Regions from separate parts of the Homo sapiens genome. Here region 2 is linked to region 1. Evidence: read pairs that join two places in POLR2A ChIA-PET (ENCODE). Cell type or tissue: endothelial cell of umbilical vein. All regions are shown on one strand. Links, peaks and the distances in the headings refer to the core of each region. The heading gives the core; the rest is flanking DNA. Region 1 overlaps MOCS2-DT (MOCS2 divergent transcript). Region 2 has its middle 55 kb from the start of LINC02105.

The links. Peaks named below come from ENCODE experiments on the same cell type or tissue, not always from the same donor. Only the 100,000 strongest peaks of a DNase experiment are listed, where the experiment ranks them.
Region 2: POLR2A ChIA-PET joins it to region 1 with 5 read pairs; 2 of 35 experiments call an interaction of 5 or more read pairs at or near these places.

What each region holds. Positions count from the first base shown.
Region 1 is chr5:53,112,386-53,120,042 of GRCh38, forward strand. MOCS2-DT (MOCS2 divergent transcript) reads left to right here. Exons shown (of 2, transcript NR_104654.1): 2 at 1,474-2,741. Among named protein-coding and RNA genes, the nearest start is that of MOCS2-DT, 6.4 kb to the left of the region's middle. RefSeq lists an enhancer at 1,758-2,257 and a cis regulatory region at 6,467-6,925. In endothelial cell of umbilical vein, for the core only: no CTCF peak of the experiment used is centred there; a DNase peak (open chromatin) is centred at 2,796.
Region 2 is chr5:53,760,631-53,768,287 of GRCh38, forward strand. No RefSeq gene overlaps it. Among named protein-coding and RNA genes, the nearest start is that of LINC02105, 55 kb to the right of the region's middle. In endothelial cell of umbilical vein, for the core only: no CTCF peak of the experiment used is centred there; no DNase peak of the experiment used is centred there.

The DNA of each region.
Region 1 (7,657 bases), core at 1,247-5,246:
AACTTTTCTGTCTAGCTAAAGGATTATAAGTGCACCAATCAGCACTCTGTAAAAACACACCAGTCAGCGCTCTGTGTCTAGCTAAAGGATTGTAAATGCACCAATCAGCACTCTGTAAAATGGACCAATCAGTACCCTGTAAAATGGACCAATCAGCAGGACGTGGGCAGGGACAAATAAGGGAATAACAGCTGGCGCCCCTAGCCAGCAGTGGCAACCCACTCGGATCACCTTCCATGCTGTGGAAGCTTTGTTATTTCACTTTTCACAATAAATCTTAGGGTTGCTTACTTTTTGGGTCCATGCCACCTTGAAGAGCTGTAACACTCACCACGAAGGTCTGAGGCTTCATTCTTGAAGTCAGACTAAGAACCCACCGGAAGGAACCAATTCCAGACACACGTGTAGTAGCAAATTATCAAAAATGTTCATTGCCTTTTCTGAAAAACAATTTTCCCAGAAACACCTGGCAGAATCAGAGTTCATTGTGTCAAAAGAAAAACTTTGGACAAATTAAAATGAGCAAAGAACAATTTGTGAAATGTGCCCCTCTCCCAACCAGAACAGGTTCAAAGAGACTCCAGTGCTGCCACATGATCAAAGAATTATGGACAAAAAAAGCAAATAAATTACAGGAAAAGAAAATGAGGTACAGAAACAGCTGGATTGGTTACAGCTTGGTGTTTACCTTACTTGAACAAGGTTCGAACAGTTGGCTGCCTTTGATGGGCTGCAACACAGTGATTGGTATAAGAGTAGGTTACAGCCTGTTTACACATGCAGTTAGGTTACAATTCACTGTGTGTTGAGAAACCTTTAGGCCAAACTTAAAATTTGTAAGGAGGCAGCTTTAGGCTTAACTTGATTTAAAAGTTATTAGATGTTCCATCAGTCGTTTCGCCAATAGGTAATAGGTTTTTTTGGTTTTGTTTTCTGTGCTATTAAAATAGTATATAAAACTTGTCATCATTGATTCTGATTTATCATGTTACAGTTCAGTCTCTAATTGAACTGAGCCTATTTTTTTCCGTAAAATCCAACCTATTCATCCATTTATACAGATTTTTTAAAATCTAAATATTTTATATCAAATTGCTAAAAATGTTTAGTCACATTCTTTTTCTATTGCTGCCCATATATTTTCTGCCATCATTTTCAGCTGCTAAATAGTATCTAGTCCTAGATATCTGGTTACCCATTATCAGGAACTCTTCGTGAAATGCTTTAGTGACCTTGTTTAAGTCAGTAATAAAGTTGAGATTTATAATCATATTCTATTACCAAAAAAAATACAGGTAATAGATTTTCAAATGTCAGCCCATGTCTACTCCTTTATTTCCCAGTGTGGCAGAATTTTTGAACAGTGAAAATATTTCTGTCTGAGGAAGTTTGGACTATGTGGTGTGAGATCCGTAGACATTGGACTAATGTCATTAACATATTTTAATATTTAAATTTCTTATTAAAAAATAGATAATGCAGTAGTTACTTTTTGAAGGACGACCGAAGCAGGATATTTCCCTGACCCCTTCATGGGACCCACGTCAGAGGTGTTTACTCAGCCTGCTGCCCACAACTCCTCACAGGAGGGAGCGCACAAGTGAACGAGGGTGAGGACTGGAGAGCACCAGCACTGGAACAACCCGGCCACTTCGGCGCTACTGGGATCAAACTCCATCACTTGGACACACTGTGTTCCACCCCTCGTGGGAGGGAGCATGCAGGTGAGAGGATGCAGGAGTCAGGGTGAGCACTTTTGGGCTCCAGCAGGAGCAAACTCTGTGCAGGGCCCTGCAGCAGTGACTGAGGGGCGGCCTGTGACTCCCAAAGCCCCAGAGGACATGCTACAGTGCTCTTTTAGCTCTACCATCCGTAGGTGGCTTAAGTGTAAACAGCTCAGTGGGCCCTTTGCCTTTTTGCGTGAGGCAGCTGCCCTAGGCAAGAGTAAAGGGCCAGTGTCACAGCCTTCTGTATCTGCACTCATGACTCCTGAGCTCTTGTCCTGCATTCAGGGAAAATGAGGTTACACAAAAGAATTCACAGATGGTAAATGCGGGGTATTTTATTCCCAGTGAAAGTGGCTCTCAGCAGGAAGGAGAGCAGAAAAGGGGATGGGCTGGGTAGGTAACCTTCCCCTGAAGTCCTGCCATCTCTGGCTGGATTTTTCTCCAAAGTTACACCATCAAAATGTCCCTCTGAAATCAAGCCACTTCTCTCTGACATCCAGCCGTAGTCCCTCACGTCCAGTTGCTTCTCCTCTCTGCTGGCTGAGTCTGTGGTCTTTATAGCACAGGATGGCGGGCAGGGTGGGCCATGGGTAATTTAGGAAAAAGCAACATTTGAGCAGACAAAAGGGAGAGAAGTTCTCTACTTTGGGCTGCGGTTTCAGGCTTTTTGGCTTGAGGGTGGGGTTTTGTCAGGGACCCTCCCTTTTCTGCCTAAAATTTCTCTGCCTCCTGCCTCTATCACTGTATCACTAGTTTGAAGTAAACCCATCTGGAATTACTGATTTTAACAAATCACACAGAATTTCAAGCACCTTTCTATGCAAATGACTTGTGAAGACATAGAGTATAGTATGCCGTTAACAAACAGCCCAGCAGTGTGCCTTGCACCTTGTAGGTGTACAAAATATTAAGTCAATTTTATAATTGAAGGAGGTAATTTTAAAATGCTACATCCATGTTGTGTAATTTTATTCATTGGTCATTTTAAATAAAAACAAAAGCCAGAATAAACCATATATATTGTACTTGTTAGTTTATTCAAGGAAATTTAGGTCAAAAGAAGCACACCTCCTTGTGGTTAGTTATTCCAACTGCAAATCATTCACCTTAAAATGAAAGAACATGGCTATAGGAGCTTTTTGCAAATATGTTCTTCACTGATGATTTTCTAAAATGTATATATCAAATCCCCCAGTTTCAGATGCCAGAGGAAAGCCAGATCTTGTAATTTCATTTCTGCAAAAATCTAAGATATGCACAACAAATGGATTTTAGAAACAGAAAAATATACCACACAGATGTTGAACAATGAAAACCAAAGCTCTTTTTTTTTTTTTTTTTTGAGATGGAGTCTCACTCTGTCACCCAGGCTGGAGTGCAGTGGTGTGATCTCAGCTCACTGACACGGCTGCCTCCCGGGCACAAGTGATTCTCCTACCTCAGCCTCCCGAGTAGCTGCGATTACAGGCATGTGCCACCACGCCCGGCTAATGTTTTTGTATTTTTAGTAGAGACGGGGTTTCACCATGTTAGCCAGGCTGGTCTCGAACTCCTGACCTCAGGTGATCCGCCCACCTCAGCCTCCCAAAGTGCTGGGATTACAGGCATTAGCCACCGCTTTTAAGGAGCATATTGTGGGCTCTAGAAAGCTCCTAAAACTGCCTTTTCAGATGTGTTAAGAAGGAGAGCTGTGGAAAAAAGTCTGCAATATCTCACCAAAGGGAAGTTGGTGAAGCAGAAGTCTTCATTAAAATAGAAATAAGAACTGAGGCAGTGAAGGTAAGAAAGGGCCTGAGCCCAGAGTCCTTGGTGGATGGCCCAGGTAAGGTTCTTCTAGTCTTAACAGTGCTCGGTAAGGAAGCCACATCTACCTTTTATTAGCCTTTCAGCTCTGGCCGTAGAAATGATTGATGCCTGAGTATAGGGCAAGAGTATAAACTGAGCTACATCTCCTTAAAAGTAGCAGAATTCAGAGGTCCAAGTTGAACTAAGGATTGAGGATTATCTGAATCTCAAGTTTATTCCTGGACTGAAAGAGAATATACCTGGTGATGTGATGTGTTATGAACTGCATGTCTGTGTCCCCCCAAAATGCATAGGTTAAAATCCTAACCCCCAAGCTGATGGTATTTGAAGGTGGGCATTTTGAGGTAATTAGGTCATGAGGGTGGAGCCCTTATGAATGGGATTAATGCCCTTATAAACGCGACTCCAGAGAGCCTGCTTACACTCTCTTCTATTTGAGAATACTGCAAGAAAGTTGTCCATTGGCAACTCGGAAGAACCCTCACTAGAACCCAACCATACTGGCACCCTCATCTCAGACTTCCAGTCTCCAGAACTGTGAGAAATAAATTTATGTTGTTTATAAGCCAACCAATCTATAGTACTTTGTAATGGCAGCCCAAACTAAGACACTAAGTAAACCCAGACTGAAGACCTTTAACAAAACTGCAAATGAGAAACAGCCCAGTTTGGCTAATGGAGGATGTCTTCCAAGTCTATTCTCACCCTACCCCATGCCCTTGGGCTACAGATAACTCTTCACTGCACTTCAGGGGTCAGCACAATTTTTTGTAAAAGGCCAGACTGTAAATATTTAGACTTCCCAAGCCGTGTGATCTCTGTCACAACTACTGAGCTCTGCTATTGCACATGAAAGCAGCCAGAGGCAAAGAGCAAAAGAGTGAGTGTAGCTCTGCTTCAGTGAAATTATTTGCAAAAAGAGGAGATGGGCCAATTTGTCCCACAGGCCATATTTGCTGACCATTGCAGTGTAGTTCATAAAGTAAGGAAAAGAGAAAAGAAGTAAGGGAGAATTCAGCCACATTACCAGCAGGATAACTAGGTTTGGACAAATAAGTTTCAGTAAAATGAGAAACAAACAGGAAAAACATAAACCAGTTTAAGGAGGGAAAATATATATTTCAGCCCAAAATAAATAAAGCTAATATGAAAAAGGTAGTGTGCAAATAATAGACCAAAGGATATGTTCTAGTGGAAAGCAAACCTCCTCCCAAAGGGAAAATTCCCTAGTGTACTTCACACCCCAAGAGTTTACAAGGACACTAATTTGTATAAGAAGACTTTGAGGATAAGATAAAATCATAACATAGAAATAAAAAGTTATAAGAAAGTATTAAGGACTAATATGATAACAATTACAGAAGAAAGCAATAAATAAATGAGAAAGAGGAAAAAAATGCCACCACTGGTAGAGACTCATTATTGCTTGAGAACAGCACTGTCCCGAAGAACTTTCTGCAGTGATCGTGATGTTCTGTAACTGTGCTGTTCAATACAGTATCCACAAGTGCCTACTGAACACTTAAAGTGTGGTTAGTGGAGTCAAGGAATTGAATTTTAAACTTTATAATTTATTTAATGAATTTAAATTCAAATAGCCACACTTGGCTAGCAGCTATTGATTCAACTGCAGTTCTGGAGGAAACACTGGAGTCAATTTCAATGAACACAGAAAAAAAGAAAATAGGTTAAACAAATACAGATAACATGATAAAGGGAGAATAGATACAAAACCCACAGAATATAAAGTTAACCTGTGTCCCTGAGTAAGAATAAGCAAATGGAATATGACATACATTTTAGGTTATAATAGAAGACAACTTTCTTAAATAAAGGAGGAATTTACATTACAGATTCAAAGGACAGTGTATTCCGGTAAAATTTAGAAACCTAATGAAATATTTCCTGGTCTTTATTGGATTTTAAGAATAAAATGTCTTCAGGTATCTGGGAAGAATATAAAAAGTTACACCTGAATGAAAATTGAGCTACTTTGTGATTTCTTCACAGTCACATTTATTATCAAAAGGCACAGAACATTGTCTGCAAAATGCTGAGGGAAAGAAACTGAGCCTAAAATGTCTTACATTCAGACATATTATCATTAAGCTATAAAGACAGCAGGCAAATATGAAATAATTTGGGAAATACAGTACACATAGGACTATCTTATGAAACCTTCCATATAATAAAATCTAATCAAACAGGAATTGAAGTGAAAGCCATTGTAAAAAAGACCAATGGCAAACCGAACTATTTAAATATACAACCAAGTTTAAATAAACATGGAAATTATGGTTATAGAATATAAATGCATTTTAACTTAAGAGGTGAATATTACAGTATGCTGAATTACCTTAGGCCTGGTTCCCCAGAAGTACCACCTGAAATGCGAAAACAAAGTCATTTATTAAGGAAATGCTCCCCAGAAATACTGGCAAGGAAGCGGGAAAGGTAAGTAGGGAAAGGGGAGAAAGCAAACAAGGATACAAAGGTGCAATTTCAGGCAAAACTCCAGCAGAGCAGAGATGAGGATTTCTGATTAAACACAGCAGGTTGAGCACCTGTTTACCTCTTCTCCCTCTGAAAAATGATGTTAAAAGGCATAAACCCACAAGGATGAGGAGGCCAGGAGAGAAAACAATAGAAAAATGTTGGAAGCTAGATAGTAGATGGGACAATGCCAGTTCTGGTCATGATGGAGTAGCTGGATTCATGCTTACCTTTTCACAAAAACTGTAAGAAGTGAAAAGATGTATTAAACAACTGTCTTTGATGCAGGATTTTGGCTCCTTTGCTCAGCTAGGTCCAGGTTCTTGTTTCATGACCAGGAAGAATTAGGCACACAGACATCAAAGAGTGAGGGGAGTTGAATTTATGAAGCAAAAGGAAAGCTCTCAGCAAAAAGAGGGGATGTAGGGGTTGGTTCTCCTACCTGAAGACAGGAAATTTCCCCAATATGGCTGAGCTTGGGGCTTTTTATGGGCTCAGAATAGGGAGTGTGCGCTGATTGGTTTGTGAGTATCCAAAAAAGGTCAAAGTGAAGACGCCACTCAAATATGGGCGTGACAGTGTAGAAAACTAATTAGGAAAGGGTAGATATGTGTAAAATAGGTGTAGAATGGGGAACAATCAGAGGAAAGTGCGCCAAATGGGAAGGTGGGTTCTCAATCCAGTTGGAGGATATCCCTAGGACAGTTTCCAGCTTGAAGGTCAGGTTTCACTGGGGACCCACCCCAACTGCCTAGGCATTATCTGCCTTCTGCCACTATCATCGGCAAGCACCTGATAGCAAGGGTTAAAGTTCCTGAGAGAAGGAAAACACACATGGCAAATCTCATATTCATTTTAGCTTTTTTCTTTAAGGACATTTTCTAAACGCTTGCACAGGGAAATCAAGCTAGGGAAAACAGCAGGTAGATTGAAAACAAATTAATGGAGATACATGGTGTAAACACTAACCAAAAAAGCCAATATGACTATATTCACATGGAACAAAATAGATTTTAAGGCAAGATGTAGTATTAGAGAGAAAGCATGATATTATTAATACATAATAATAAAAGGCCCCATTCAAGCAAAAGACATAACAATCCTAAATTAACTCTTTTGGGATTTACTTGTATATCTTGTTAAGCAGGATCAAGCCAGTGTTAGTCTAGGGTTAATTTTACCCACTACTGTGGCAGAATTCTTCTGAGTACTCTACCCAACATCTTGTGAATTATGAGGTTTTTCCAGTCAGCTGCCAGGGACAGGCACTAATCCTGGACCTGTGAGTTCTATGGATTTTTTTTCCTTATTCTCTACCTTGGTTCTTTCTCTGGCCTTGGGTAGTTTCCTCACACATGTACTGATCAGGACTCAGCTGAATGCTTAAAGGAGCCCTCAGCATGTCTCCAGAGCTCCCCTCCTGTTCACATCCCTCCTCTCTGGTGGTTTAGCTTACTTGGCTTCCCCAGATTCTCATCTCCTTCTTCCTAATTCAAGGAAACCACTGGTTTCTGCCTGGTTTCTCTCTTATTTGCAATCTGGAAATTCTCACCAAGCAGTGAGCTGTGCCAATTGTATTGTCTACCTCATCGGTTTTCCATCTCTCAGGAGTCACTGTTCTTCAGTCCCTG
Region 2 (7,657 bases), core at 1,901-5,900, 650 kb after region 1:
AATGTAAATCAAACCCAGGGAAGTTACAGACAGAAAAGGGGATCAAAGGCTATTATAGGAGTTCCTAATAGCATCAGTATAATTAAAATTCTATTAAGTTTCTCAGGGGTTAATAATTTCATAGTGAAAATATGCTTAAGGCTGACATTTGGCATACAAATATTTAGCCCACAGCAATACTTTTTAAGGAAAATCTAATTAAGTTAGGCAGCAAAGGGGGATTAAAAATGGCTGATCTGAAACCACAGAAAGAATTTTTTCCATTTCAAAGGTTTTGTCATGTCTGGCAGTGATGCAAAGGTAAGCAAATTTTTTGGAATTTACTAATGAAAAGAAAACCCTCTTTTCATATCTTCCTTTAGCAATCCTTATTCCTCAGGTAGAATAATACTCATTCAGTGTAATTGGACTTTTCATGTCTTTTTTTTTTTAAGAAATAAATTTGAAAGACTCCAGCAAATGACTGGATTCCATGTGGAAGAAGTGAAGCTTTAGATTGTGGTACATATGTAAATTAAAACATCCGCTACTATGGTGCTTACCAATCACTTAACTTGAGAACTGCATTTCTGTAAGGAAGGAAAAAAGAAAACACTTTCATCACATAAATATCAGATTGAGAAGAAACATCCTATCAGTGAGACTAAAACCATGTCCAATGCTTACATGCTACTCAGCCTAGCTTGTAGCTTCCACCCAGAGCTCTGGTTTGGAGCTGATTTATATTCTGCTCTTGCTGAGTTTTGATTCTAGAATCAGTGATTTGCCTTCAGTGGCCACATGAGTCACAACCCATATAAAACTTAGGATCAGGAGGAGGGACAGACCTCTGGCTTGTGAGCTTTAAAATTATATGCAGTTTCCTGGGCTGTGGGGAAGATGAGTGAGTTCATGGAAACTCACTCCATTTCATTTTCAGTTAAACATTTTCATTGTTTAATATGAATTCATTTGGATTAGACACATAGGTTAAGTACAAGGCAGGTCCTTCAGGCCCCTCCTTTGCTTAATTTTTCCCAGCAACCCATAGATTGCTACAATTAGTGACATAAATACAGCTTTACCTTTCAAGGAAATAATAATTCCCTTTCTAAAAATTCACTCTGTTTCCTTTACATAATCTTATCAGTACGTAGAATGACATTTCCAGTTTAATAGATGGAGTCAAGCACAGAGATGGGTAGAAAGGGGAGTTACCAAACAGTATACCTGGAGCAGGACTGGAGGACAAATACAAGGAGGAGAACAGTTTGACCAGTGCCCTCTGTCAAATAATCTCTCATTTTCTAGACCTCCTCTCCCTGACCCCACCCCCACATACAAATAAGCAAATAAAACAAGTTAACACAATTCCTTGGATAATGAAAACTGACACCTGTTGAGTATTATGTGCCAAGCAGTCTTCTAGGTCCTAAAATATAATAGATTATTTCATCCTCACAACAACTCTATGACTTACAGGTGGGAGAAGTGAGGCACAAAGAGGTTAATAAACTTGCCCAAGGTCGCAGTCTATTAGAGGCAAGGCAGGGCTTGTGAACTTAAGCTGCAGTACTGTTCTCATAACCATGATGCTGTGGCCCACTGGCACCTGTATTCCACTTTAATGCTCTCTCCTTAAACTTCACAAATGTATACTGTACCAAAAGTATAGGCTTTAGCTAAGACATAAGAGTTGGCATTCATACTGACCAAGATAATTTATAGATTCAATGCTATACCCATCAAGCTACCAATGACTTTCTTCACAGAATTGGAAAAAACTACTTGAAAGTTCATATGGAACCAAATAAGAGCCTGTATAGCCAAGACAATCCTAAGCAAAAAGAACAAAGCTGGAGGCATCATGCTACCTGACGTCAAACTACACTACAAGGCTACAGTAAACAAAACAGCATGGTACTGGTACCAAAACAGAGATATAGACCAGTGGAAGAGAACAGAAACCTCAGAAATAACACCACACATCTACAATCATCTCATCTTTGACAAACCTGACAAAAATAAGAAATGGGGAAAGGATTCCCTATTTAACAAATGGTGCTGGGAAAACTGGCTAGCCATATGCAGAAAGCTGAAACTGGATCCCTTCCTTATGCTGTATACAAAAATTAACTCAAGGTGGATTAAAGACTTAAATGTAAGACCTAACACCATAAAAACCCTAGAAGAAAACCTAGGCAATACCATTCAGGACATAGGCATGGGCAAAGACTTCATGACTAAAACACCAAAAGCAATGGCAACAAAATAGACAAATGGGATCTAATTAAACTAAAGAGCTTCTGCACAGCAAAATAAACTATCAGCAGTGTGAAAAGGCAACCTGCAGAATGGGAGAAAATGTTTGCAATCTACCCATCTGACACAGGGCTAATATCCAGAATCTACGAAGAACTCAAACAAATTTACAAGAAAAAAACAAACAACCCCATCAAAAAGTGGGCAAAGGATATGAACAGACACTTCTCAAAAGAAGACATTTATGCAGCCAACAAACATATGAAAAAATGCTCATCATCACTGGCCATCAGAAAAATGCAAATCAAAACCACAATGAGATACTATCTCATGCCAGTTAGAATGGCGATCATTAAAAAGTCAGGAAACAACAGATGCTAGAGAGGATGTAGAGAAGTAGGAACACTTTTACACTGTTGGTGGGAGTGTAAATTAGTTCAAGCATGTGTGAAGACAGTGTGGTGATTCCTCAAGGATCTAGAACTAGAAATACCATTTCACCCAGCAATCCCATTACTGGGTATACACCCAAAGGATTATAAATCATGCTACTATAAAGACACATGCAGAGGTATGTTTATTGCGGCACTATTCACAATAGCAAAGACTTGGAACCAACCCAAATGTCCATCAATGATAGACTGGATTAAGAAAATGTGGCACATATACACCATGAAACACTACGCAGCCACAAAAAAGGATGAGTTCATGTCCTTTGCAGGGACATGGATGAAGCTAGAAACCATCATTCTCAGCAAACTATCACAAGGACAGAAAACCAAACACTGCATGTTCTCACTCATAGGTGGGAGTTGAATGATGAGAAGACACGGACACAGGGAGGGGAACATCACACACCTGGGTCTGTTGGGGGTGCGGGGCTGGGGGAGGGATAGCATTAGGAGAAATACCTAATATAAATGACGAGTTGATGGATGCAGCAAACCAACATGGCACATGTATACCTATGTATCAAACCTACATGTTGTGCACATGTACCCTCGAACTTAAAGTATAATAAAAATAAAAAATGTATTCACATAAACTTGTATAAGAATTATCACAACAGTTTTCTTCATACTAGCCCCAACAGAAAAATGGACAATAATTTACAGTATATTAATATAAAGAAATATTACTGAGTAGTTAAAAAAGAACTGTTGATCCACAACAATATGGAAGAACTTAAAAAATGTAAGTCAAAGAAGCCAGACAGATAGTATTTATACAATAAATACTGTGGTATATGAGCTCATTTATCAAATCAGGCAAAACTAATCTTTGGGGAAAAATCAGAATGGTGGTTGTCTCTTAGGGAGTGGGGATGGGAACTGCCTAGAAAGGAACCTTATGGACTGATGGAAGTGTGCATTATATAGGTATATGTGTTTGTCAAAAGCCTTATATACTGATTTGTGTATTTCACTCTATGTAAATTTGACTTGAATAAAACAATTCTATACAAAAAAAAAAAAGAGCTGGCATTAGTACCAGTCTACAATTCTTTATCCTAAAATTCCAAAATTAAAATATTCTAAAATCTAGAAGGGTTTTTGAAGTTTTAGACACATCTAATTTGGCAGCAAAACCTGAATGAAGACTATCTATAGCTTTATTTATCACATTAATGGCAAATATTCACATATTTTGCTATAGAAATAATTAACATATTTAATTACAGATCCTGCTCAGACCCTGCTAAAGGTACTCCATAATATATATGCATTATATTACATTTCTAAAGAAAAACAACAGATTCTGAATTCAAAACACATTTGCCCCCAGGAGTTTCTGAATTTTGGACCTATGGGGTGTACTTTTTTCACCCTCATAACTTAAAAAAGAGAGGTGGTTTAGATCAAGGCCTGGAAGATGCATTCTGACTTATACTCCAATCAAACACACAAGAAAACATGTCCAGAGAAATTTTATAATTTAAATAGTACCATACAGTTAGTAGATGTTTTAGCCAGTTTGCATTTCTATAAAGGAATACCTGGGGCTGGGTAATTTATAAAGAACAGAGGTTTATTTGGCTCATTGTTCTGCAGGCATGGTGCCAGCATTTGCTTTTGGTGAGGGACCCCAGGAAGCTTCCAATCACGGTGGAAGGCAAAGGGGAACAGGTATGTCACATGGTAAGAGAAGGGGGAAGAGAGACAGAGGAAGGCGAGACCAGGCTCTATTAAACAATCTGATCTCACAAGAACTAATAAAGTGAGAACTCACTCATTATCATGGGGAGGTCACCAAGTCGTTCATGAGAGACCCACCCCAATGATCCAAACACCTCTTACTAGGCCCCAACTCTAACACTGGGATCAAATGTCAATATGTAATTTTGGGGGGGAAATATCCAAACTATTTCAGTGGCAAAGCTGGAATTGAGGCCCAGATCTTAAAACCTTGTCCTCCAGAGTTCCTGATATAGCCCTTTGACATGGGTTTTGTGCTTTTTTGGCTTAGGTCAGAATATGGAATGGCTGCAGGTGGCTGACCAGATGCTGGGGCAGGCCATGCCAGAACTGGCTCCCAGAGCAGAAGTTCAGGCCTCTCTAACTTGGAGCTTTCCTGGGGGGAAAAGGGAAGCAGCGGGTGATAACTTCCCGTAAAAGTAGTTACCATGTGTTGCCAGTGAGCTCAAGAATTCTATTTTAATATTGAAATTCCAGCTCTCCTTTACTCCCACCCAGTTTAAACCTGTAGGAATCTGCATTTTAACAAGTGCTCTAGTGAGTCCAGGGCAGAGGCTTCTGACTACACTTTGTTCAGCACAGTCAATATTAATCAGAACTTGAATCCCAGGGCCCCCATGTTGCATGACTCCATGGGCAGCCATTCATATCATAGCCCTTGTGAACGGGACTCCCTGGAGTTATATGTTGCACAGCCTTTATAGCCCTACACTGTGTCCTGTACATCAGCAGACACACTTCCCTTCTATGAATGCCCACTACACTGACCCAGTCCTGGGTGAGGGAATCAGCAAGGGAGGGCCAGTGAAAAAGAGAAAAGTTTATTCAGCTCGGATGTACTTTCTAGAATGTTGCAATCAGAATATGTAACAACAACAAAAAAAGCTATTTTAATATTTTGTGTTTTACAGTTAAATATCATTTTTACATTTATTTCTGGCATTTAAGCCTTTGAAAGATCTTACTCTAGCCTGCTGACATCTTTTCTTCTTCCCTTTTGTGTCTTTCCTTACTCTTTGCCACTTACCTGCCTACCAATTTCCTGCTCAAATGAACTCCACCTTCAATCCCTCCCCTTCAAAAAAAATCATCTACTCACCACTTTCTGATCAGGCCTAACTGTCCAAAACACCCTAGTGTGACCTGGCTTCTCGTTATCCAGTCTGTTTCCTTAGCTAACTCATGGCGGAAATTCAGGCACTGGGGCAAGTGGAGCAGCATATTTAGGGTATTAGAGTATTTGTTTAGGAGTTTTAAAATCACTTTCAAAATCATACCACATATCTGCCTCATTATTCATGAATGTTGATAGAGAACATAATTTCTACTTATTGTATAGGGATTGTTGTCAAGGTTTATTTAGGACTTGTGTTCAAAGCCCTCTCCTCCATAGAAAATGTGCCACAAAACAAAACAAAAAGAGTCTTTCTCAGAGCAAATGATAGCCCCCTCTAAGCTAGATGTGGCTCCATTACCAAATCTTGGTGCTGCATTGTGAACTATTTAGAGGGGAAAGATATAGACCATGTCAATGGACTAGTCAGTGCTCTGGAGAGTATAAACACTCCAGAAGAACGCAAATGTCATTTTCCCTCCAATTGGCTCAGGCCTTTGAGGCCATTAGGCATAAACCATTAACCCTTGGAGTCAAGGATTATGTCATTTGGTCTTGTAAATTATTGGCCCAGGAGTATCTTGTAGATGTCCAACAGGCAGTAAAGGAAAACATGACAGAGCTTCTGAGAACCAGCTCCCAGGGAGAAAAGCAAGGAACAGCCAGAGGAATCACGAGGTGGAGAGCAAATGAGAAGTGGCAGGAGAGTGTTTACGATGGACCAAAGTTCACCCAGGAGCCTCTGCAGCAGAGCATCAGCTAGTACACAGAGCAGAGGGAAAAGCAAGCCCAGGCTTAAGAAAATTTCTGATTAAGTCTTTTGATCCTTTACAAAAAGAAAAACATTTCCTTCTTCATGAAAATATGTTTCCACCTGGAAGAGCAGCTTCACCAGAGACAATTTCTAATGTGAGCTACTGGCATGTATTCTATTCTAGCTACACAGCACCAGCATTCAAGTCCCACTCAAATCCAATCCTGGTCTTAGAACAAAGAAACTGGAGCTTTTCTCTTCCTAGCTATATTCAATGCAAAGCAAATCATACTCTTTAAGTAGAAATGGCTTGTGTTTCTGAAGAACACACAAGTGTTGATCTCCGGTGAAGAAACTTCCTTAGCGGTAAGTTGAATCAACAGAACCTAAATTACTCTAACTTGAAGGGGAGCTATAAATGTCTCTACATATGTTAGGCCTGATTTCCATGACCAAGGACTGGCTAGAAGTCAGATTCTTGCTCACATAGTTTATATTCAAAATATATGCACGTAAAGGCAGCTGTCTTCACTGGTACACTGGACTAGTCCCTAAGTGAAGAAGAGAACATCCATTTATTTTTATGAAACCTTAAATTTGTTAAATTCTTAAGTGACTTATTAAACATTATTTTCATGTCTATAAATGAAAACTGCTTAAGTTTCTAGTTTTCATCCTTTCAGAATACTTGCTGTGTGAAGGATTTCCATGTAACTTCAAAATTCGAGAAATAATTGAGTGCTTTTGAACATTAACTGGCTACACTGTTGATACGTTCTATGTCACAATAATGTAAATTTCCTTACAGTATATATAGTTCAGGCTGATTGATGGGTAGTTTGTTTTCAGTGTTTACTTGGTGAGATGGCTTGGCTCTGTATCCCCACCCAAATCTCACCTCAAATTGTAATTCCCACCTGTCGAGGGAGGGAATGGTGGGAGGTGATTGGATCAAGGAGGCAGTTTCCCTCATGCTGTTCTTGTGACAGTGAGGGAGTTCTCATGAGATCTGATGGTTTTAAAAGCGGCAGTTTCCCTTGCACTGTCTCTTTGTCTGCCACCATGTAAGACGTGTCTTGCTTCCCCTTCGTCTTTTGCCATGATTGTAAGCTTCCTTAGGCCTCTCCAGCCATGCAGAACTGAGTCAATTAAACCTCTTTTGTTTATAATTTACCTAGTCTCAGGTAGTAATCTTTATAGCAGTGTGAAAATGAACTAATACACTTGCTTGAATTGTATTTTGCTTAGATAGAATATTATACATTAAGCGTTCAAATACTTTGTGGTAGAAAGGAAAGGAGCACGTATTAGTTAGCTAGAGCTGCCATAACAAAATACCACAAATTGGTGGCA